3 separate regions of the Homo sapiens genome follow, and all the other regions are linked to region 1. A link is a loop called in an ENCODE intact Hi-C map of the cell type or tissue named here. Cell type or tissue: endothelial cell of umbilical vein. All regions are shown on one strand. Links, peaks and the distances in the headings refer to the core of each region. The heading gives the core; the rest is flanking DNA.

Region 1 (8,399 bases), core at 124-8,123:
GAGTAAGGACACTAAAATGTCAGTTAGCTCTGGAAATTAGTTATTAATGAAGAGGATACTTGGCTAGGAGAGCAGCAAATCAGAAGGAAAATTTAGTTAGCAGTATAAATAGCTACAATTACTAAATATGTCAGTTACTACTAACCTGCCCCTAACCCAACTCTTAAAGAGAATCTGCTGTGCCCACAGCACCAGAAGAGGCAGCTGTATCTATGATGCTCTTATGTAAAATGCTCATCTTATAATGAAGATGTCAGAACCAGACATATAATTAAAGTAGTCATCATGTCCACGGTCCTACTAATTCTGAAAAGAAATGCATTGCTTATCTTGTATTAATATATAGAGTGACCAACATTCAGTTCTTGTAAACTTCCACGAATTCCTAAATTTATCTGTCTCCTGGTGCATTTCTTTATTTTTTTGAGGCAGAGTCTCACTCTGTCACCCAGACTGGAATGCAGTGGCACAATCTTGGCTCACTGCAACCTTCTGTCTCCTGGGTTCAAGTGATTCTCGTGCCTCAGTCTCCCGAGTAGCTGGGATAACAGGCACGCACCACCACACCCGGCTAATTTTTGTATTTTTAGTAGAGATGGTGTTTTGCCATGTTGGCCAGGCTGGTCTTGAACTCCAGCCTCAAGTGATCTGCCTGCCTCGGCCTCCCAAAGTGCTGGTATTACAGGTGTGAGCCACCATGCCTGGCCCCTGGTACGTTTCTTTAAAACACATGTAGGAGGTTTTTCTGATATTTAGAACAAAGTTTCACCAGCTGCTTCTCGGCTAGAAGGCATCCCCAATTATATACTCACTGGAAAAGCATCGGACTAATAAGAAGGAGACTGAAATTTTCTTTGACGTAAAAATTACTTATAATCTCAGAGTGTAATAAGTGGAGAATGTTTAAGTATATTAGGATATATTCAGATGATAAACAACTTGTAGCTACTATCTGAAAGTAGTTCCTTAAAATGTAATCAGAATCCAACAATTCCACTTCTGGGAATATACCCAAAAGAAGAGAAAGCAGGGACTGGGCGCGGTGGCTCATACCTGTAATCTCGGCACTTTGGGAGGTCGAGGCAGGCAGATCACTTCAGATCAGGAGTTCGAGACCAGCTGCGCCAACATGGTGAAACCTCATCTCTACTAAAAATACAAAAATTAGCCAGGTGTGGTGGTGCATGTGACTGCAGTCCCCGCTACTCAGGGGGCTGAGATGCAAGAATTGCTTGAACCCAGGAGACAGGGGTTGCAGTGAGCTGAGATCACACCATGCCCTCCAGACTGGGCAACAGAGCAAGACTCTGTCTCAAAAAAAAAAAAAAGTGAATGCAGGAACTTAAACAGATAAAAAGTGAATGCAGGAACTTGAACAGATATTTGCATACCAGTATTCATAGCAGGATTACTGACAACAGTCAAAAGGTGGAAACAACCCAAGTGTCCATCAGTGGACAAATTAATAAACAAAATGGGGTATATACTACAATGGAATATTATTCAGCCATAAATAGGAAGGGAAGTCTGATACATGCTACAACATGGATGAACATTATGCTAAGTGAAATAAGACAGACACAAAAGGATAAACACTGTATGATTCTACTTACATGAGGTACCCAGAGTAGTTAAATTCATAGAGACAGAAAGTAGAAGAGCAGTTCCCAGGGGCTTGGTTGGGGGTGGGGGACAGAAAATAAGGAGTTATTTAATGGGTATAGACTTTCTGTTTGGGATGATGAAGAAGTTCTGAAAATGAATAGTGGTGATGGCTGCATAACACTGTGAATGTATTTGATACCACTGAATTGTACACTTTTAAACGGCTAAAATGATCAATTTTAAGTATATTTTGCCACAATAAAAATATGAATCAGAGTACAATTAATTTCCCACCTCCATAATTGCTAGGTACTGAGACAGAGAAAAAGAGTGAGATTTCTCTCAGAGGCAATGGGATGGTGAGGATATGGGAGGCTGGTCCAGGCAAGAAGACTCTTGGAATAAACAAGCAACTTCCACCTGGCAGGCCTCTTGGCGTGAGCCCGTGCAGCACCAGAGCAGCACCCCCTACACTCCAGAGGCTGGCACCAGCAGACAGCAACAACACCCTGACCACTCACAGTCATCAGCCAGCTGATATGTGAAAGACAGGCTTCAGCAAGAGAAAGGCAGTCTAGAATCTTTCTGTCCTGTATACTGTGCAAAATCACACAGGCTGCGAGAAAATGCAATATATGAAAGCTGAAGACCTCCTGCAGAAATTTAGGTATCTACTTCCCAGGCTGGTTTAAGTATGGAAAAATAAACTGAAGTCTGTGAAGCTAGTCACCTGGGCCAACTCATCCCATCTTCATCAGACTTTGCACAGTACAGTTTCATGAACCAAAATGACTACCCCTCATGTGCATGCTTCTCTATAGCGTAGGTGTTTTGTGTGAACATATTTTTGGGGTTTATTTTCTAAAATGTTCAAAGTACTCCAAACCTGTCTCAGATGAAGTTCAAGGAAACCTTTCCACACCAGTTGGAATCAGTAACATGAGAGAATCTAGACACTCTCAGAGCCCTAAGGTGGTGGTGTCAGTGGATCCAGACAGCTACAGAACCTGGGAATACCAGGTGCTAGCCACATCAGAGGCCACCACCAAAGGGCAGAGGAGCCACAATGGGTTCTACTTCATGGACCAAAGTGCTGCAAAGGGATTGAGGGAAAAGGAAATCCGGAGTTCACTTTATTCTGCTGTATCTATTATGCTACAAGGAGACTACAAAGCAGTCAAATGCCTCACTATAAATACCTTCTCTTTGCTGCTCTGTATCATGCTGTCCAAGATAGTTTACCATTAGAACACCACAAAGTAAGAAACTGTATTTCCCTGCTTCAAGTAAGGTCACATGTGTTAAATGTCATCAGAATATAACCATGCAAAAAATTATGATGGTTAAAAAGATGTTCACAGAAAACACATAATAGAGGTCACATAAAGTCCTAAACTTCAACTTCAGAATACCTTTGGTCACATGAATCATTTAAACCTGAACTTAGAAAGAAAGACTGGTACATAATGGAAATGTATATTTCCATTATATAATGGAAAGAATTTAATGTAAGATCATAGACACTATAAATAACCTAAAAGCTAAACACAAGATTACAAACAATTTGATCATGTGAGCATTCCAGAATGAGCTCATGCCACAGCAATAACTCAAAAGAAAAGAATTTCTCAAAAAAAAAAAAAAAAAAAAAAAACAAAGGAGCTCTTTGAGAAAAAGGTACAGGATTCTCACAATTTGTTAAATCACTACCTGCTTTGTAAAGCATATTTTAGGCTAAAAACGAAATTCTTATCACCTGGCTTTACCTATGTGTGTGTGTGAGAGAGACAGAGAGAGAGAGACAAGGTGGGGGGCGCATGGGGAGGGCAGGGTCTCACTCTGTCACCAAGGCAAGGCTAGAATGCAGTGGCGCCATCATAGCTCATTGCAGCTTTGAATTTCTGGGCTCAAACAATGCTCTAGCTTCAGTCTCCCAAACAGCTAGGACTAGAGGTGTGTGCAGCACTCTCGACTATTTTTTTTTTTTTTGAGACAGAGTCTCGCTCTGTTGGCCAGGCTGGAGTGCAGTGGCACGATCTTGGCTCACTGCAAGCTCTGCCTCCCGGGTTCACGGCATTCTCCTGCCTCAGCCTCCCAAGTAGCTGGGACTACAGGCGCCCGCCACCATGCCCGGCTAATTTTTTGTATTTTTAGTAGAGACGGGGTTTCACCGTGTTAGCCAGCATGGTCTCGACCTCCTGACCTCATGATCTGCCCGCCTTGGCCTCCCAAAGTGCTGGGATTACAGGCGTGAGCCACCGCGCCCGGCCGCACTCTCAACTATTTTTGGTGGGAGGGAAGACAGGGTCTCACTATGTTGCCCAGGCTGATCTCAAACCCGACCTCAAGTGATTCTCCTGCCTCAGCCTCCCAAAGTGTTGGGGTTATAGGCGTGAGCCACCACACCTGGCCTGGTTTTACCTTTCTGACCTCCTCCTGTAGCAGGAATGAGGCACTACATGCAAACACATTAGCCAGTCTTCATGATGGCACTAATCCCACAACCAGACAACAGTCAACGGCACAGTTGAAAGACAGCTGACAAGAAGGGCAACTGTTACACAAGACTCACTGAACCTTAAGTCAAACAAACAGGACTAAAAATGGGGCTACAGTCTGCCTGCAATGCTTAAAAAGATATCATTTGTGAAGTGTATTATCCTTTTGCTCTCTGAAGGATAAAAGGACTTAACAGGTGACAAAACTTGGCCAAGTGCTACGGAAACTAGAAAGGAGAACAACATTACCCCTTTCCTGGAAAAAAAAGAAGCACAATTTATTTTGAAACTTTCATCAATATACATTAAACCATTTGGGAGTATTTACTTAGGAAGGAGATGAAAGAAGTACCAGCTTAGCGGGCATTGTGAAGCACCATGAGAATGTATAAGGGAGAGCTCACAAATGCCTAATTCCTTAGCTTCCTAATACAGGCACTGAACAAGAAGTAACAAATTCCTCAGGTGATAAATCATTTTTTAAAATAACGGATTCATGCATTTCCACAGAGACAGTAATTATTTTAATTTCCTGGAAACAGGGTAATAGGAAAGGAACTTACGTTATCAGGAAAAACAGCATTCAGAAGCTATCTTGCATTTGCTAAAGTTGCCTGACCTCAGAGTTCATACAAAGGCTGAGTGGTACTGCCAAATTAGCTGGGCAGGATGGAAGGTAGACTAGAAGAACCTGGATTTGCCACACTTTGCCATAACCTTCCCTGGGACAGAAAATCCAGGGAGTTAAGTAAGTTTCCACAATAGACCACAGGGCTGGGAAAAGAAAAGGGACAGTGGTGATCTCACTACCACTACCCTGGAGTTCAGAGGATTTTAACACGCTTCTAACAGGCTTTCTCAAGCATGAGTTCACTTGATCATTGTGAAAATCCAAACTGTTTACAGACCAATGTTCCCATTTACAGAATACGGTTTACACAAGGGGTTAAGGAACTTGCCTAGAATTTGGTAGACTCAGGCTTAAAAATTGTTCTCTGTATTCTAAGTGTTTTCTCCACTAATCAACATCCGGCAGGTTCATTTTTGATTAACAAAGGGCCTTCCTAAAATATCAATGAAACACACATATATGCATAATATCCTTGCTGTTCTTTCATGGGAAAACACCACATTCTTAAGGCTTTGTTTTTTATGTGTGATGTTACACACTTATTATTCCTAAAATGTTAAAGGCCAAACTGTGAGAGCTTTCACATAATAAAGTGCTATTTCTAGTGCTAGAGTTTTGTTCTTGGTTGACCAGTTTATTCTAAGGTCACGAGAGCTGGATTATCACTTTAGCTTTGTCTTATTTTGCTACCTTATACAAATTCTTTACTGTTCTTTCAGATTTTGATGAGATCTTCCTCTTTCAAATGGATATCAAACACAATTTGCACTCATGAAATAGTATTCCATGGAGTCTTAAGAGAAGTGATGTGGCATAAAAGAATCAATTCTAACTAATGGGGCTATTGAGTACCTATTGAACACTTACCATGTGTTTAGCACCATGTAGTAAAATAAGAAGTGATAAAGGTACCCTAAAAACTCACATGTTGGGAAGGCAAAATAAAAACCAGGGACACAAAATATTGCATTCTTGATGCTTTGTTCTTATTTATTTTTAAACTTTTTCTTAGAAATAGGATCCTGCTATGTTGCCTAGGCTGGTCTCAAACTCCTGGACTCAAGTGATCTTCCTACTTCAGCCTCCCTGGTAAGTGGGACTTCAGGCATGCACCACCTCACCTGGTTCCATGAAGCTCTGTGGTCATAAATGACAACATTGTAAGACTGGACAATAGAAGACAGTAACAACTGTGTGTTCATGACAGCGTAGGTATTAGAGCCTCAGAAAAACTTTTAAATGCGATTTCTTCTAATGATAATGGGAAAAAAATGCAGAAAGTATAAAAGAAAAATAAAGAGCCCCAGTAATCCCATTATCCAGACATAAGATAACTATTGTTAAACAATAATGGTAAATTTTCCTTCTAGATTTGTTTCTATGCTTCTGTTCCCCACAATGGTTCCCAAACTGTGGTCCCCAGACTAACAGCATCAGCATCACCTGGAAACTCACTGGAAAAGCAAATGCTTGAGCCCCACTGCAGACCTACTGAATAAGAAACTCTAGGGGAAGACACAGCAATCTGTGTTTTAATAAGCCCTCCAGGTGACTCCGATGTATGTCAAAGTTTGAGAACCACCGACACATGCTAGACACACACACAGATACACACACATAACTTTTCCCCTCCCAAATGGGGTTATGGTAGACATACTGTTTAAAATTTTACATCCATATTTGGCACCAGGCTTATATTTTGAAAATCACCTAAATATTGCATAAATACTGTATTGTATGCCCGAATGCCTTGTACATCGGTGAACAACATCACAAAATGCTTCATAGAACTAATGCAATTAAACACCAAGAGTCAGCCAGACTAAAGCATTGCTGGCTGAATAAACAAGTCATTTAGTAACGTTGCGACCTTATGAAATCCATTTTAGAAATTCTGCATAGTTGCATAAGGCTTTTAGATCTTCTTTCTAAAAAATAAGGAACATCTGCATTAGCTTCTTGATCCTGCCTGTGAATCTATTTTGGGGTTACTTAGAAACTTGCTTTTGTTTTCCAACATTCTGGCACTGAGCAAACAGTTCTCTGACCCACCAATCTGACACACCGGAACTGTCACCTCAACACCCTTGTATTTGCCTTCTCCCCACCCCACCACAGCACAGCACTACTGTACAGATTCCAGAAACGCTATGCAAGCTCCTACAGCTTGTATGCAGGCCAGAGGCCTTGACTCAGATAGCAGAGAGAGGGTTGAAGCGAGGAGGAAGTCTGTGAGAATGGAAAGAAAAAAAAAAAAAACTGGGGTAAGTGGCACCAACATCCCATGGAGATTTTGCTTAATTTGGCCAAATTATTTTTCCAGTTCTGGAATACATCCCTTTCCAAATCTCTGCCAACCCCAAGGAAATCACAATACGGTAAAGCAGAGGAAAAAGTCAAGCTTTTCATTTGCTCAAGGTCACCCAAAAAGCTTAATTAGAAAAAAAAATTAATTCACAGTAAGATAAGAATATCTAAAGTGTATCATTGTTTCTTTAAAAGAAGAGAAAGGCTCTGTGACCTCGGCCATATCCTTGAACCTTCCTGGGCCCAGTTTCTCTTCTATTAATAATGAAAAGAATGGCTGGAGAACATGAATTTAAGAGTTGTCAAGTGATGGGAACAAAGGAAACCCAAGAAAGTGCAGGTATAACATGATTTTACAGCACCTATAAAAGATGTACTGGTTGGCAATCTCTCCTCTTAACCAAGAAAGAGTGCATACCAACTGCATCTTTCTTTGTTAGAAACCTCCTGAGCTCCCTGTAGCCTCAACCTCCTGAGCTCAAGTGATACTCCTGCCTCAGCCTCCCAAGTAGCTGGCACGCACCACCACACCCAGCTCATTTTTTTTTTTTTTTTTTTTGTAGAGACAAGGTCTCACTATGTTGCCCAGGCTGGTCTCAAACTCCTGGACTCAAGTGATCCTTCTGCCTTGGCCTCCCAAAGTGCTGGGATTATAGGTGTGGGCCACAATGTTTTGGCCTTCCAGTATTCTTTGAATAAAGAAAATAATTAACTAAATGGGACATAAGAAGGAGTAGAAATCAGAATGATCAAACCAACAATTTAGATTTTTTTTTAAGTTTATTGATTTCCTGACACGGGAAAAATATTATGTACAGTTCCAAAAGCAACTACTTTAACAAGTTCTGATTCTAAGTATGAGTGAAATATAAACTTCCAATGCAGAAGCAATAGTGTGTTTCTGTGGTTCACTTTTACCTTCAACACAAAGCATTAGAAATGCCTTTCTTCTAATGGGAAATTTCAACTAGTTCGACCTGCCTGCCTAGCTCCCCACCAAAGCCTGGCACAGTGGCTTAATAATCACATTTATCTCAGCCAGCTCCTGGAGCGCCTTTCAAACATATCCCTTAGTCCTGCTTTTATCTTATTACAATGCAATGTAACTATGGAAACATAGGATTTCAAGTTATATTTTCTCTCACAGATAAAGAAAGCTGCCTTTTATAACTCAATTCAATCTAAATTGTGTCGTTAGGGTCAACTTTTATTTTTTTTTGAAGAATGCGAAAAAGTAAACATTTAAGTTGAAAAGAATAAAAAGACAAGCATTTTCATAAAAACCAGGACACAGTTTCTTCGTAATTACAAAAGGCACCTCTTTCCATCTCTCACACTACTGTCTAATGGCCACAGGA
Region 2 (8,399 bases), core at 253-8,252, 110 kb after region 1:
GCTAGGGGGATTGTAAATAGTACAGCTACTTTGGAAAATTATTTGGCAGTTGCTTAAACAGTTAAGCATAAAGTTACCATATGACTCAGCATTTTTATTCTTATGAATATACCCAAGATAATTGAAAATACATGTCCTCACAAAAATGTGCACATGAATGTTCATAGCATTATTTGTAATAGTCAAAAAGTGAAAATAACCAAATGTTCATGAGTGAATAAACAAAATATGGTATATCCACACAATGGAATATTACTTGGCAATTAAAATAAATGAAGTACTAATACATGCTGACACACAGATCAATCTTGAAAGCATTATGTTAAGTGAAAGAAGCCAGACCTCAAAAGTCATGTATTATAATATTCCATTTATATGAAATGTCCAGAACAGACAAATCCATAGAGAGAGAAAATCGATTAGTGTTTGTTAGGGGCTGGAAGGGGTGGGAATAGTAGTAACTACTTATGAGTATTGGGTTTCTTTCTGGGGTGATGAAAGTGTTCTGGAATTAGATAGTGGTTATGATTGAACATTGTGAAAACACTAAAACCACATTGTGTATTTTAATTTGTATACTGTAAGAGGGCGAGTTTTATGGTATGTGAATTATATCTCAGTGAAGATGTCATTTAAAAATTATAGTGGTGGGAGGCCGAGGCAGGCAGATCACCTGAGGTCAGGAGTTTGAGACCAGCCTGGCCAACATGGTGAAACCCCATCTCTACTGAAAATACACAAATTAGCCAGGTGTAGTGGCACGCGCCTGTAATCCCAGCTATTTGGGAGGCTGAGGCATGAGAATCGCTTGAACCTGAGAGGCAGAGGTTGCAGTGAGCTGAGATCACACCACTGCACTCCAGCCTGAGGGAGAGAGTGAGACTCTGTCTCAAAGAAAAAAAAAATTATCTATCTATCTATAGTGGGACATCATCAGAATTAAGCAGAAGAATGGTATGATTTATGCTTTTAAAAAACGAGCTGCTATATGGGGTAGACTGGGGACCGAGGGAAAAGCAAGTGGAGACACCAGTCTGGAGATGGGAGCAGCAGTGAATGTGAAAAACCATGACGTCTAAGACTAATAACAGTGGTGGTGATGGAGACAAGGGGGAATAATTGAGATATATTTTGAAGGGTGAACCTACTGGATTACTTTTGGATTACACGTGGAGAGTGAGAGACTAGGAGGTATTAGGAATGATTCATAAGTTTCTAACTTGGACAACTAAATGGAGAGTGATATTCACCCTTTGAAAAAGTTCATTTTTGTTTCTCCAAAGCCCTATGAATAAGTCATACTCTAAACATTCAATAGATCAAGAAATCGAAGATTAAAAACTTGTTAGCCAGGTGCGGTGGCTCATGCCTGTAATCCTAGCACTTTGGGAGGCTAAGGCGGGTGGATTGCCTGAGCTCAGGAGTTCGACACCAGCCTGGGCAACATGGTGAAACTCCATTTCTACTAAAATACAAAAAATGGGCTGGGCGCAGTGGCTCACACCTGTAATCCCAGCACTTTGGGAGGCCGAGGCAGGCAGATCATGAGGTCAGGAGATCAAGACCATCTTGGCTAACACAGTGAAACCCCATCTCTACTAAAAAAATACAAAAAAATTAGCCAGGCGTGGTGGCAGGCGCCTGTAGTCCCAGCTATTGAGAAGCTGAGGTAGGAGAATGGCATGAACCCAAGAGGCTGAGCTTGCAGTGAGCCAAGATCGCACCACTGCACTCCAGCCTGGGCGACAGAGTGAGACTCTGTCTCAAAAAAAAAAAAAAAAAAACCCAAAAACACAACAACAACAACAACAAAACTTAGCCAGGTGTGGTGGCGTATACCTGTAGTCCCAGCTACTCAGCAGGCTGAGGAGAAGAATTGTTTGAACCTGGGAGGCAGAGGTTACAGTGAGCTGAGATCGCACCACTGCCCTCCAGCCTGGGCTACAGAGCTAGACTCTGTCCCTCCCACCAAAAAAAAAACCCAAAAGACAGTTGTTAAACCGTTAAACCAATTTCTTCCCAAATCAAACAGCTAGAAAGGAGGGGGATGTCAGAGTTGGGACTCCTTTCTAATATGGAAGTTCATGTGCTTTTCACTGAGCAATTTGTTCCTTGTGTTCTCTCTAATAGGCCTGAAGATGTGCATTACATTAAGAATTTACATTTAAGAATATAACATTTACAGAAGATAAAAAAAATTTTTTTAAATACACTGATGTACACTTTTTGCTTTAAAAAAAAAGATGGATATGCGGAAATTTGTAGCCTGATTGTTGACTAAGTTGAGGAATCTTTTGCTATGTAAGAAAATAAATTCCACAGTTCAGTGGGTTAGATACACAATTTTTGGATTTGACAGCTAAAATTATTTGTTCCCTCTGAATGCTGGTTTTTTTTTTTAAGTGCTTTTCTTGGCTTGGTATAACTGGCCTCTATTATTAATGTCCACATTCACTTTTGGACTAATATTTCATTCTTAGGCAAACCAATGTCATTAAAATAGAAGAAAGAGCTCTTATAGAGGCTCTACTCTGCTCCCCAGGTATCAAAGAAGGGCATCTTCAAGAGGGAAATTAGAGTGAGAATTCAGAGAATTGAAAAAGTGAGGAAAGTATAAGGGAAGAGTTTCTCAATCTTTTTTTTTTTTTTTTTTTTTTTTTTTTGAGATGGAGTTTCGCTCTTGTTGCCCAGGCTGGAGTGCAATGGCGCAATCTCAGCTCACTGCAACCTCCGCTTCCTGGTTCAAGTGATTCCTGCCTCAGCCTCCCAAGTAGCTGGGATTACAGGCACGTGCCACCACGTCTGGCTAATTTTTTGTATTTTTAGTAGCGATGGAGTTTCACCATGTTGGCCAGGCTGGTCTTGAACTCCTGACCTCAGGTGATCCACCTGCCTCAGCCTCCCAAAGTGTTGAGATTACAGGCGTGAGCCACCGTGCCTGGCCAGTTTCTCAATCTTTTTAAACCTTTGCCCTCTTAGATAAAACTGCACTTCAACTTCACACATGCTCCATCCTCACCCAGCTGAGATTCTGACATAGATTTCCAGGGTCATATCATCCTCAGTGGTTTGCTGCCAGCCAAGATTCATGAAACTTCACATTTGGCACTTTGTATTACTTTAAAATTTTCCAGTAGAAGTTTGTGTTAGGATATTTAACATGGCTTTTTGAATGACACTCCACCTCTGCCTCTCCAGTCCTGCAACAAAGAGAGCACTTCTCTTCCTTTGTCATTTTCCCTGTGGTCTCTTAGGACACGCTAGGTCCCCTGCTTCTCTTCTTATATCCTCTCCTCTCCCCAAGGGGAGTTTCTTCTGCATATTCATAGTTTCTGCTCCTTCTTTTCCTTGGCTTGGCCATCCTGGACACAAACCTAGTTGTGATGGCAGCACACTCCATGGAGCTGGTGAGAGCCCCACCCCTTCTGAGTTGGGACAGGAGCTCCCCGGGTGCTGCTATAGCCGCCCAATGCAGCTGCAGACCCAGGCCTCCTGCTCTACAGAGCAGGCAGGAACCCCACTCTCCTGGGTGGGGCTACAGGAACCCAAACTGTAGCTGTGGATTCATCTGAGCCTCCCTGTGCTCTTGGGGGAGGGCTGGCAGCAGGCAGGATCTGCCTTTCTGGGTGAGGGTGTGGCTGCAGCCACCCTCCTAGATGCGGGAGCCAGGTGTCTCTGCAGCCTGCACCCTCAGCAGCCCCAGGAAGGACCCCCTCCGCTGCCCTGAGCCACCCACTCCTCTGAGCTGTTCTAACACTAAATAAAACTCTTCTTCTCCACCCTGCGCTTGTCTGTGTACCTCATTCTTCCTAGATGCAGGGTGAGAACTCGGGCAAAGGTGCTTCGGCCGCAGAGGTTTCCCACCAGAAAAATTGACACCCCAGAGATCCTGTAACACTTGGACATCAGTGTCTGCATCCTTTTGTTTTCTGTTCTTTCTCCTGCTAAGTGACCCCTTTTCTTGTTACTTTTCCATTCAAGCTGCTGGCAGAAAGAAGCTGTCTGGCCATGTTCAGGCTAGAAGTCACAGTCAGCTCATACCTGCCTAGGTCAGAGGCTCCATCCGGTCCCACATCCATAAGAGGCTGGTGGAAAACATGCTGCCTAACCCCACCACTTTGACAAGTGGATGTCAGTGGGCAGGGCCCATGGAGCCTGCTCAGCAGAGCACTGTTGTTCCTGGAGGCCATGCTGACTGCAGCAGTCAAGGCTTTAGCTGCTTTACCAGTGCTCCCCTCCAGAGCTCCGTGGCAGGGTGAGTCATGCTGTGGGAATCTCACACTGGAAATGGCCAAAAAGCTTCTATTTGCTTCAGTGTTAGTTTCTTTCTTTCTTTTTTTTTTTTTTTGAGATGGAATCTTACTATGTCACCCAGGCTGGAGTGTAATGACTCGATCTTGGCTCACTGCAACCTCCGTCTCCTGGGTTCAAGCAATTCTCCTGTCTCAGCCTCCTGAGTAGCTGGGACTACAGGAGCCTGCCACCACACCCAGCTAATTTTTTGTATTTTTAGTAGAGACGGGGTTTCGCCTTGTTGGTCAGGCTGGTCTCGAACTCCTGACCTCAGATGATCCACCTGACTCGGCCTCTCAAAGTTCTGGGATTATAAGCATGAGCCACCACGCCTGGCAATGTTAGTTGGTTAGCCTGAGGAAACTGACACTTTTCTGAGGGGTAGCTAGCATGGCAAGAAATTAAATGAGCATTCTTCTTCTTCTTTTTTTTTTTTTTTTTTGAGACGGAGTCTTGCTCTGTTGCCCAGGCTGGAGTGCAATGGCGTGGTCTAGGCTCACTGCAACCTCTGCCTCCCAGGTTCAAGCTATTCTTCTGCCTCAGCCTCCCGAGTAGCTGGGACTACAGGTGTCTGTCACCGCGCCTGGCTAATTTTTTTTATTTTTAGTAGAGAGGGGGTTTTCACCATGTTCGCCAGGCTGGTCTCGAACTCCTGACCTCAAGTGATCTGCCTGCCTCGGCCTCCCCAAGTGTTGGGACTACAGGTGGGAGCCACCGCTCCCAGCCAAAATGAACATTCTTTAATATTGCTATGACCTTAAATCCTCATCTGGTATTCCTTACTGTGATAAGGTGGGGGCCAGCTGGGCCACCACATATAGCTGTGTAGGTTGTGACTTGCGCAACTCCAGGCCGTCCCTTTTCACATTAGCATCTATACCCTAGCCTTACTTTTATCCCCCAGGCCATTCCTACTTTTCCAGCCACATGGAAGAGAGAACATAAGCAAAAAAGAAGTCTCATCCTTCTCCTCGTTCCTCCCATTGAAAGGTCCTTCTCCCTTACATGCACCACGTGGCCCATTGCATGCTCTCTGTGCTGTGAGTGTGTCCTGGGCCTAGAGTAAAAAACGTTTCGTTTTTGGAAGTGAATTAAGGAAGTGCGCTCGAGTGGCTTCTTGACTTTAGTATCTGGGAAAGTTATCTTCCTAGAGGTGATGAAGGTGCTAAAAAGCAAAGTGGAAGATATGTGGATAACATACCTGACATGCTTTTAGCCCTGCCAGCCCTGACATAGGAACAATCACATTACCATTAATGTGAGGACAAGCAGCCTGAATCAGTGTGGCCCAGGATAGACATGACCTAATTTGGAAGCTAAAATGTTGTTTTACAAAAAGGCCTGAGGCTCTCGTATCCCTCCTCTCCAGCATCGTCAGTTCCTTTAGAAAAGAGAAAGGCAAAGGTTGATGGGAATGCTAGTGGAAATGGAATCAGGTTAGCCTGGAAAGAATTCTATGCTTCCTTTGCACTATTTTATGTACAGTATCTGTGTCTGTTTGGTTGACAACAAGGAAGGAAGTTGCTTCTCCCTATTATTCCTTATCAGTTCACATGTCTCTGTTCCCTGAACATTCCCAGTACTTTCTGCCTCAGCTATAAAGTTCTCTGCTTTGAATTCTGCCATATTCAATGCTTAGCAAAATACAATACAAAATTCTTTGAATTCTGCTAATTCAATGCTTAGCGAAAATGTAAAAAACTTTTTTAGTATAAAATCTTAAAAAGTACTCAATACTACTTAAAAAAGAGAGAAAATAGAATAGTATAATAATATCATACGTCCAGTAGTGGGTTGAAAATGTTATGCCCATGTCCTGATGCTGAAAATTTATGAATGTGACTTTATTTGGAATGAAGGTCTTTGCAGATATAATTAAAGATCTGACAATGAGATCATCCTGAATTATCTAGTGGGCTCTAAATTCAATGATAAGCATTCTTATAAGAGACAGAAGCAGAGAAGACACAGACACAGAAGAGAAGGCCATGTGATCACGAGAAATGGATTGGAGTTATGAGCCCGAGCCCATGGCCAAGAACCCTTGAGGCCACCAGAAGCTGGAAGAGGCAGGAAGGATTCTCCCTTAGAGCCTTCAGAGGGAGCAAGACCCTGTTTTGATTTCAGACCTCTGGCTTCCAGAACTGTGAGACAATAAGTTTCTGTTGTTGTAAGCCCCCCAATTTGAGGTAATTTGTTACAGCAGCCTCAGGAAATGAATACATCATCACCTAGATTCAAATTCACTATTTTGCCACATTTGCTTTACTTCTGTCTCCCTCCCTCACTCCCTCCTTCCCTCCCTCCCTCCCTTCTTCCCTTCCTTTTTTCCTTCCTTCCTTCCTTCCTTCCTTCCTCCCTCCCTCCCTCCCTTCCCCCCTCCCTTCCTTCCCTTTCTTAATGAAGTGTTTTAAAGCAAATTCCTAGTATTATATAATTTAACTCCTATATACATCTACATATATCTCAGAATTTACAAGCATTTAAAAATGTAACCCCAATGCCATTATAACAACCAACTAATTAACTAACTAAAAATAAGTATCTGGTATCTAAAATATCTTTTAATATTTCTCTTTAACACTATCTCTGAATCTTACTAGATTTTCACTCCTCTTTGAATTTTCCTATATTTTTGAGCTATCTTTCTAGAAAGGAACTGCCTAGGATTAAATGCACCATTACAGGTTTGGGCTTCTATGTGTATGGATGGCAAGTATCTCAATGTTCTTCCTCACTAATGGTGAAAAATTTTTGGAATTCTTTCTCTAGCTAAAAATAAAGATTTACTTTTTCCTTTACAACATTAGCTTTTGTCTAGGATTGACATTCAGAAGTCCCACTTCAAAGTCATTTGGGAGGTGGGTGAAAATAAAGTCACAGAACAGAAAAGCAAACTGGATTCTAATATTTTTGCCCCAAATTTATAAGAATTTAGCTGTGAAAAATGAAATACCAAAAAAAGGTGAAAACCAGGAAGTTATTCTAAGTTGGCTTTTAAGTGATTCTATCACAAGTTTCTCCTTTCTGTGAGAAATTTCTTTTTTTTTTTTTTTGAGACAGAGTTTTGCTCTGTGGCCCAGGGTGGAGTGCATTGGTGGCATGATCTTGGCTCACTGCAACCTCCACCTCCCAGGTTCAAGGTATTCTTTTGCCTCAGCCTCCCAAGGAGGTGGGATTACAGGTACCCACCACCACGCCCGGCTAATTTTTGTATTTTTAGTGGAGACAGGGTTTCGCCATGTTGGCCAGGCTGGTCTCCAACTCCTGACCTCAGGTGATCCACCCGCCTTTGCCTCCCAAAGTCATGGGATTACAGGTGTGTGCCACTGCACCCGACGGAGAAATTTCTCTTAACATTTTAAAAGTGCCAAATGTTATGCTCTGAATAATTGTGTTTGACAGTCCTTTCAAAGAGATATATGGTGCCCAATGAACTGTATTTCAGTGCTTTCTGTTATAGAGGCATATAGCCTTTTGGCACTTTACCTGTGTTCCCCAAATTGCTTTTCTCTTTTAAGGACGTTACTATTGATCATGTCCCTCATCCCTAGTAAAAGGAGTGAAAGGAAAATCATTGATACATGTTATAAAAAGGGTGTACTGGCATCTCTTTAGGTGACATGGTGTGAGTGGTACAGGTCGAATCCTTTGCCTGAAAATTACACTGCCTGTCTCCTAGGTTATTACCTTAGAAGCTTCTTTGTTCTAAGGCATGCTTTGTCAAAATTTAATACTCTTTAGAAAGAGTGTGCCTTTGCATGTGCTGAAAAATGTTGGTGTTGTGAACATGAGCGTCGAGGCTTCGGTGGCTGACCATGAGCTGAGAGCTAGATGTGTAAAACTGGGGAATGAATATTTTGGGGAGACAGACGAGGTAGTGCCATCATGATGGAAGAAAGGCAGCCTGAATAACGAAGAAGTGTGAAGGTACCAAGGATAAAACCCTCCAGCCTCCTTTCCCATTGTTCCTCCTTCAAACCCTTGCGTCCCTAGGCTCAGGGCTGACTTGGGCACTGGGACAATTGCTGAATGCTGAGCTTTTCTGTCTGTAAGCAGTGGAACTACATCATTTGAAGTGGGCTTAGTCAGATCTTGAGATCTAG
Region 3 (8,399 bases), core at 94-8,093, 65 kb before region 1:
TATTCATAATTGGAAAAGAAAAAATCTGAGAAAAACAACATAAAAAATTGAAAATGATTATACTACGTTTCTGAAAAAATTTTTCATTCTCCATGTATTTTTACAAATTTACACAAGATTGGAGTCTAGAGAGACTGGAATACATTTTATTACTATGGCTTTGTGTCTCAAAGACAATGCATTCTGTTTTAAGACAAGAAATAATGAACATTTTCCCATCTCTACAAATATACATCAACATTAGCATTTTTAACAGGAGCTCAGCTTTCCATTGTATGAATAATGGATGCAATCAGTTCCCTACTATGGATATTTAGATTATTTCCTTTTATTTTTCTGCAATGTTTATTCTTACATGTTTACCTCTGTGCAGTTTCCTATTGACTTTACTAGGCAAAACTTCAAAAAATCAAATCTCCAAGTTCTCTAAAAATGCATTGGTCTCTACTTACAACACTCTCAACAACAATCCCTGTGATCATTCTTCTTAGTTCTGACTGAGTCAGTAGGAAAGAAAAGCCTCTTGTTTGGATAATTTTTCTTCTATTTATTGTTCATTTGTATTAACACTTTAGTAAGTTGACTATTTAAGTCCTTGCGCTAGCCATTGCTTTTCTTCTCATTAATTTTAAAATCCTCATTACATATTGAGGATATTAACCACTGGTCTATCTTATATGTTATAAATATTTTTTCCCAGTCTGTCATCTGCCTATCGGTCTTACCTTATTCTTGGTCATACGAAAGCTCCTGGTCTTTCATATTCAAATCTTTTCTCTTTTCCTTCATGATTTCTGCCTATGATATGTGCTATGCCTCACAAATCCTTTTTCACCCCCAAATTATATAGAACTCACCCATATTTTCTTCTAGTTTTATTTTTGTTATTATTTATTTTAGTTATTTTGGAGACAGGATCTCGCTTTGTGTCCAGGCTGGAGTGTGGTGGCGGGATCACAGCTTATGGCAGCTTCAAATGACTGGGCTCAGGTAATCCTCCTGCATCAGCCTCCCAAACAACTGGGATTATAGATGTGCACCACCACTGTTTTTACAATTTGACTTTCAAACCTGAGTTTTACTTCTTACCAGCTATGTGACACTGGGAAGGTTCCCAGTTTATCGGTAAAATAAGACTAATAGTTGCTACCTAAGTGGGCTACTGGGATGGTTTAATAAACCAATATAGGTAAAGTACTTACCATAGTGCGTGGCCAGTATAAATCTAGAATATATTTTAGTTATTATCTATTATTATCATCTCTTAAGTCTTTAATCAACTATAATTCATTTTACTGCAAAGAAAAATTATCTAGTTATTTTTCCTTCAGATGGCTCCTTCATTTTTGCAACAATTTTGTGGCATAATCCAATTTCAAAGATAAAAGGAAAAAGGTCAGGTGTGGTGGCTCATGCCTGCAATCCCAACAGTTTGGGAGGCTGAGGTGGGAGGATCTCTTGAGGGCAGGAGCTCAAGACCAGCCCAGGCAAAATAGTGAGACCCCTATCTCTACAAAAAATAAAAAATTAGCCAGGTATGAGCCGGGCATGGTGGTTCATACCTGTAATCCCAGCACTTTGGGAGGCCAAGGTGGGTGAATCACGAGGTCAGGAGATTGAGACCAACCTGGCTAACATGGTGAAATCCCATCTCTACTAAAAATATAAAAAATTAGCTGGGCATGGTGGCGGGTGCCTGTAGTCCCAGCTACTCGGGAGGCTGAGGCAGGAGAATGGCGTGAACCCGGGAGGTGGATGTCGCAGTGAGCCGAAATCGCGCCACTGCACTCCAGCTCAGGCGACAGAGCGAGACTGCGTCTCAAAAACAAACAAACAAACAAACAAACAAAAAAACAAAATTAGCCAGGCATGGTGGTGGAGGATTGTTTGAGCCTAGGAGGTTGAGGCTAGAGTGAGCCACGATCGTGCCACTGCACTCCAGCCTGAACGACAGAGCAAGACCCCATCTCTTAAAACAAAACATTAAAAAGAAAAGATACTTGTTCTTAGAAAGATTTCTGAAAGGAACCAATTATCGCTATTTTTCTAGCTCCCACAGAGGTCCCATTTAAAAAATATTACCGACCAAATATGATGGTGGTGACTCTCACATTTAAGGGGGTGGAGGACAGAAAGGGTGGGGTGTGTGTTTGTGTGTGCATGGACATGATGAGATGAAGGAACAGTATCATTACTGGGGCCAGGGTATGCTAATCCATATTGTCTATTATAAGAAAAATACTTTCTTTTTTTTTTTTTAACACTGAGAAGGGTACAGGGAAAAAAAAAACCCAATATAAAAAACTATATCAGCAAAACTGTGAGTGGGACAGGTTCTAGAGTTCCCCTTATTCTGCCCTTCTGGTGCCTTTTCAGCTGTGTGAACTCGTGGCCGGAGTTATACTTAACCAATTCTTCGGTTTGGTGACCTTCAGGGCACCACTGGTATAGGAAAAAGAACGATAAAAAAGGCCAAATTGTCAACCAAAGCCTAAAAAGGCACTATGACTGTTGATACAGTCTCTGTCCTCTCTTGCAATCAGCTGTCAGTGAAACACAGATGATGGCTACACTTCATTCTGCAATAGAAAATATGAAATATCAAGAACCCTCATATGGTCTCTTGAAGAGACCCTAGTTTATCCAAAAGACCGAAGGATTTTTGTTTTTTTTGTTTTGTTTTGTTTTTGCTTTGTTCACTTCTATTTTTTAAACACAACAGTCCCTTTTCTCAGCATAGGAAAAGACGACTTGCCAACTGCTTTTTGAACCTCAGTTCATGAAAAAAGGAGCTGTTTACGCTGAGTGGTGGGAATCAGGGAATTCAAACAGTGCATGGGTGGATCCCATAAAAGACGCAATATCTCCACCCTAAACGTTTTCCGACTAGTTTACACTCAAATAGAATGAGGTGCTATTTGTCTAGGGGAAAGCATACCAGCCCATAAACGAAGGTTCGTTAAGTCCCGTGGGAAGCAGGAGGATCTATGAGTATTTGTTTCTATCCCAGACAATCCGAGCAGAGCCATAACATTGTCAAATCCAAGAGGCCTGTGACTTTTCAGCAGAACCGATGCCAAAAAGGCGGTGGCCACTCTGCAGATGTTAGCTCCACATGCCTGGTGCAGCAAATTCACAGGGCAAGCCTGACCTCACTTGTTAATAACCATGACCACAATGCCAATTTCCTCTGGGGTTTATGATTAGACCTTCTATAATCATGTGAACAAGTCTTAAAACACAGGCATGCCCAAAGTAACCCATAACACAATGTCAGAACAACAGAGAGAGCTCCTGTATGGAATTTCTACAAGCAAAGTCACAGACCTGAGTCACCCAACCCTGAGTCACATACGATATGAATCTTTTTCTTTTTTGAAAGAGATAGGGTCTTGCTCTTCCACCAGGCTAGAGTGCAGTGGTGTGATTATAGCTCACTACAGCCTCTAACTCCTCGAGGTTCAAGGAATCCTCCTGTTTCAGCCTCCTGAGTAGCTAGGACTACAGGTGTGTGCCACCACTTATGGCTAATTTTTTATTTTTATTTTTTAGTAGAGATAAGATCTTGCTATGTTGTCTGAGCTGATCTTGAGCTCCTAGCCTCAAGTGAGCCTCCCACCTTGGCCTCACAAAGTGCTGGAATTATAGTCATTGTACCCAGCCTGACAGAGATCTTTGAAAAGCTAACACCCTTGGGTGTCCACACTTGTGCATAATCTGTCCCTACTTAGAACAGCAGCAATAGGCTCAAAGCCACCATGTGTGTGTACTGGGAGATGGGTAACCAAGGCAAATCTCTTTCTATAGCAAGAAAGAAACCAGGGATGGAAGGAAAAATGCAGCTATCATTCCTACACCCAACATCTGATGACTGAAGAGGCACAGGATAAAAGAGTCACAGTGGGCTGTGTTCTAGAAAGTGAGAGAATGAAATGGGAGGATATACGCCCTATCTTGTTTAAAATCTGCATTAAACAAGGCAGACACCTATGGCCCATGGCTGAATAAAACACTAAGCATGGTGATGCACAGATCAGACCTGGCATATGCACAGAGTATTTCTTGTTTTTCTAAAGTAACTACATAGAAAAGCATCCAATATTTGAACACGATCAATAATTTCATCAGTTTAAACTGAGCCCCCAGTTTTCCTTCCTTTCCCTATCTCTTCTCTTTGGAATCAGAGTAGAGAGAGAGAGGAAAAAAAAAAAATAAAGGCTGGGCTCACTATTTATGACTTGGAATTCCTGGGCCTACTCATTTGTGAGGGTGTTTTTTCACTTCTAAACAGGGCTGACAGGCACAGCGATTTTGATGAGTCTGGACTTGGCAGGTGGCCCAGCTCCAAATCAGAGCACCTGGACAGCGCAAGACCAGACAGGTTCTTCTCACATACCTGAAGGGGTGAAGAATGCCCAGCTTGGATGAGGTTTAAATAAATTCCTTTCTCAAAAATCTTTGGTGTATGGAAGTGCAGCTTTCAAAAATTCTCATATGTAGTGATTTCAAACCTGGTTTAAGTTAAATGACCAAAAACTACAGAGTTCAGATAAAGAAACTGAAGCTGTAAGGCTTGACTTGGTATTGCTAGATTTAAGTTTTAATCAACTACAGAAAAGTCTACCATTGAGGTGCCTGGTAAGAAGATCCCAAGAAACCAGGCCATGAGGGTAATAGACCACGGACACATTTTCCACTGTAGCATTCAAAAGCTATCAGTGTTAGTCTGGAAGTCTGGCTTGCAGCATGGCACGGCTGACTCATCCAGATGGATGTTTCCACCACAGCAACAGCACTGGGGCTGGCCATGAGCATGGTCTTTTTTTGTTGCTGGACACAGTGGCTGATTCACCAAGGAGGAGGTCATGCAACCACTGCCCTGGGCACTGGTCTCGAGAATGAAGAAAGAATATAAAGCCACTCACCTGTGAAGAATGTCTTACAGAGAATGTGTGTTGGAGTCATACAGGAGGGTGTTTCCCATAAAATAACTGCTGACAAAGTAAACCTTCATTTCTATCTTATTTGATGGTGTTTTACACCCCCTCTCTCTGACAAAGAAGCAGACCCAACTCAACATCTCTTCTGGATTGTGGGCTGCACAATATTTATAGTATTTGAGGCGAGGTTAAAACAAAGCCCAAACCAAATATAAGGATCCTAGAGAACTTCTGACAGGAGTGAGGGTAACTTTAGTAGTATTCCTGGCTAGGTTCTAAGCCAGAGCACTTCAATATGACTTCCTTAGGAGTCATATTGAATGACTCTTCAGGATGAGAGAGGAGAGGAGCACCATAGGCTGGAGTAGAATCCATAAAATTTTCACCAGCATACATGTCATTAACTAACATCCACATTTACCAATGCTTTCAGTGCTCTCATAGGGAGCAGGGCTTCGCTAAACCTCAGTTTTCTTATCTGTAAAATGGGGGCAGTAATAGTTTCTACCTGACTGGGTGCTTTGACAATCTTATCACCTAGTGCATGTAGAGGGATCGGCACAGTGCTTGGGATTCAATGCTCAGGGTTGTACTATCTATTGCTATTGTTATTCACCCCTCTAAACACAAGTTAAATGATGTTTCTGGGTCCAACAAACACCCTAAGGAACAAATGTGGACAAAGAAAGGGAGGTATTGAAGAAAATGGGATTTGATAGGATAAAAAATAGGTGAGTAAAGGGGAGAACAAAAAAGCAGCGCATATATATATATATATATATATATATATATATATATATATATATATATTTACACACACACATATATATACACTTAAAAAAATTTAACACGATTAGCAAAGCTCATTTATTTTTTAACATCCTTTACAAGAAAAATTTTTCTTAACTGACCTTCTTATCCAATTCTCTGGATTACCCAACATTCTCTCTTCCATCTATGAAATGCCCCCTGCATGCTAAATCACCCCAGCTGGGAGGCTACTCTCTGGACTCTCACCAGCTGAGTTATGCTTGTACAAAGGGTCAGTTGTATTTGCTCCTAAACTGTTCTATGTCAGTTGTACTTCTCTGTAATTACATAATTTAATTAACAAATGCAAAAAAGAGGGCTGCTGATTCTAAGAAAACTCTAAATAGAATGCTTAGGAACAACTTGATAAAGGTGAGTCACCAAAAGAAATGACAAATTGAGTATGAGTGAGATAATTTATAAAAGACCATAAAAGAAAAACAAAAATCTGGGAGGATTTGGCATATTTTTTCATAAATGTTTTTTAAAATGGCATGCATCATTTATAATGAATCCCTACTTTAACAAACTGTTCAAGTAGCAACTACTAGCATTGCTCATAACTATAGGGAAAACTTTTATGGTTTAAACCCAATAGCTAACAATTATTGAGTGTTTCCTCTGTGCAAGGCACTTGCTGAGTGCTTCATATACATAATCTCATTTCAACCCACAAGATTTATAATAAGGAGGTGCTGTTATTATTGCCTACAGCCACACAGTTGGGAAGTGGCAGAGGCAGAATTTGAGCACAAGAAGTGTGACTCCAGAGCCTGTGCTTTTAACTACTAGAAAAAAGACTTCATTCAAACAGACCACCTGAATAGTAAAATAATGAACCAATACAATATGCTAGAACAAATTAATATTGTAGAACTCAGCTAAGAAATTGGTTCTATTTTGGCTACTGTTGGCTTTTAGAATGTAAATTTTGCTGCACAAATGTTTTGTCTCATTACGATTCTGGTTAGTTAAGTTAATATTTAGTTAAGCAATATGAAGCAGAAATCATTTCTAGCTCTGAGCACATAAAATCCCCCATGATGGGAACAGAATCAAACATGGCTGCTCTTCCCACTGCATTAGTCCACAGATTGGAGGTGCTCTTCTGTCCCCTCACAGTATAAAGCAATGCTAGCAGAATAAGAGGCAGATGTACAACCTTTCTCCTGAGTTGCAGGGCATTAACAATGCTCGAAGACACATGGCTTCAGCACATTTGAGCAACATGCCATATGGCAAGAACTGTTATATAATTTCTGAGTCAACAGTTTAGAATCTCTCAGGCCAGGGAATGTTCACATCCACACTGACCCCAGATATGCCACTACCAGACTGCTTTTTTTTTATTTTTGATATGAAGATTTCTGTAGAGCTGGGAAGAAAATAAAAACCAAAGTTACTGGAAGTCACTGTTATCTACTAACATGGCACATTTTAGAAATGTTAAAAAATGTATTGATTCATTGTCAAGAATGCTTTAATTGCAATCAGCAGTGACTTAAACATTTACAAAGACTGCTTTCAAGTTTATCAGTATTGACTATAATATACTAACTTATAATCTTAAATGTGGATCTGTGTACATCTGCATGTATATATGAAGTTCGGGAGAACATATGAGTTTATGTAGAAATGCCATGCTCCAGGTATCTAATTCTGCAGGTTATTTCTGTTTTTTTTTTTCATTAGCCCTTACACAGGGTTTTTGCTTCAAAATTCTTTTTGAAGCAAAAAAAAAATTTTTGCTTCAGAATTATCTGCCAGACAAACATTATTACAACTACCTAGCCAAAAGCTAATAGGAGGAAGAGATAATATATTTCAAATGTAAAATAATTCCTGGCTGGGCACAGTCGCTCATGCCTGTAATCTCAGCACTTTGGGATGCTGATCACTTGAGGTCAGGAGTTCAAGGCCAGCCTGGCCAACATGGTGAAACCCTGTCTCTACTAAAAAATACAAAAATTAGCCAGGTGTGGTGGCATATGTCTGTAATCCCAGCTACTCAGGAGGCTGAGGCAGGAGAATCGCTTGAACCCAAGGAGGCGGAGGTTGCAGTGAGCCGAGATCGTGCCACTGCACTCTGGGCGACAGAGGGAGACTCCCTCTCAAAAAAAAAAAAAAAAAAAAAAAAAAAAAAACACAAATAAATAAAATGTAAAATACCTCAAAGCATGATTCAATGCAATGTGAATGGCTTAACAAATAAGCCTTTAATTTGCCTCTGAAAAGTCCACTGGAACAGCTGTGTGGCCAACATAAAATGGCTGATTCATGTTTTATCAGAGAGCTGGAGGGGATCTGAGATCATTCCAGGCTGTATCTCCTCCTTTCACAGATGAAGAACAGAGACCCACAGAAATTATCCTGCCCAAGGTCTAGCAGTTTGTGGCAAAACCAGTTGTCATAAATCTCAGTACATTGCATTTTCTTTCCAAAGTGCTGACTCCTGTCACAATGAGACAATAATAAAGACAACGATAAACATTAAGGCAGTGCTTCCTCCTCCCTAAGTCGCCAGGTACTTACTGGATTAAGCACTTTAAATGAATACATTATTTAGCCCTCAGATCAACCCTATGAGATCAGAACTATTAGTATCCTTATTTACCATATGAGGAAACAGAAGGATCGTGAGATTCAGTA

Evidence for each region. A loop is a pair of places that touch in the nucleus more often than their neighbours do. Peaks named below come from ENCODE experiments on the same cell type or tissue, not always from the same donor. Only the 100,000 strongest peaks of a DNase experiment are listed, where the experiment ranks them.
Region 2: a loop joins it to region 1, with 3 times the contacts of the local background. A loop is called at or near these places in 2 of 110 quality-filtered maps.
Region 3: it touches region 1 in a loop (3.0-fold over the local background); 13 of 110 quality-filtered maps call a loop at or near these places.

Annotation. Positions count from the first base shown.
Region 1 is chr6:17,925,825-17,934,223 of GRCh38, forward strand. The region is part of intron 2 of KIF13A (kinesin family member 13A); the gene reads right to left. Among named protein-coding and RNA genes, the nearest start is that of KIF13A, 58 kb to the right of the region's middle. RefSeq lists a silencer at 8,347-8,399. In endothelial cell of umbilical vein, for the core only: no CTCF peak of the experiment used is centred there; DNase peaks (open chromatin) are centred at 3,047, 4,697 and 6,827; H3K27ac peaks cover 5,118 bases.
Region 2 is chr6:18,039,172-18,047,570 of GRCh38, forward strand. No RefSeq gene overlaps it. Among named protein-coding and RNA genes, the nearest start is that of KIF13A, 56 kb to the left of the region's middle. In endothelial cell of umbilical vein, for the core only: no CTCF peak of the experiment used is centred there; a DNase peak (open chromatin) is centred at 4,250.
Region 3 is chr6:17,861,127-17,869,525 of GRCh38, forward strand. The region is part of intron 4 of KIF13A (kinesin family member 13A); the gene reads right to left. Among named protein-coding and RNA genes, the nearest start is that of KIF13A, 120 kb to the right of the region's middle. In endothelial cell of umbilical vein, for the core only: no CTCF peak of the experiment used is centred there; DNase peaks (open chromatin) are centred at 3,245, 4,795 and 7,025; H3K27ac peaks cover 5,020 bases.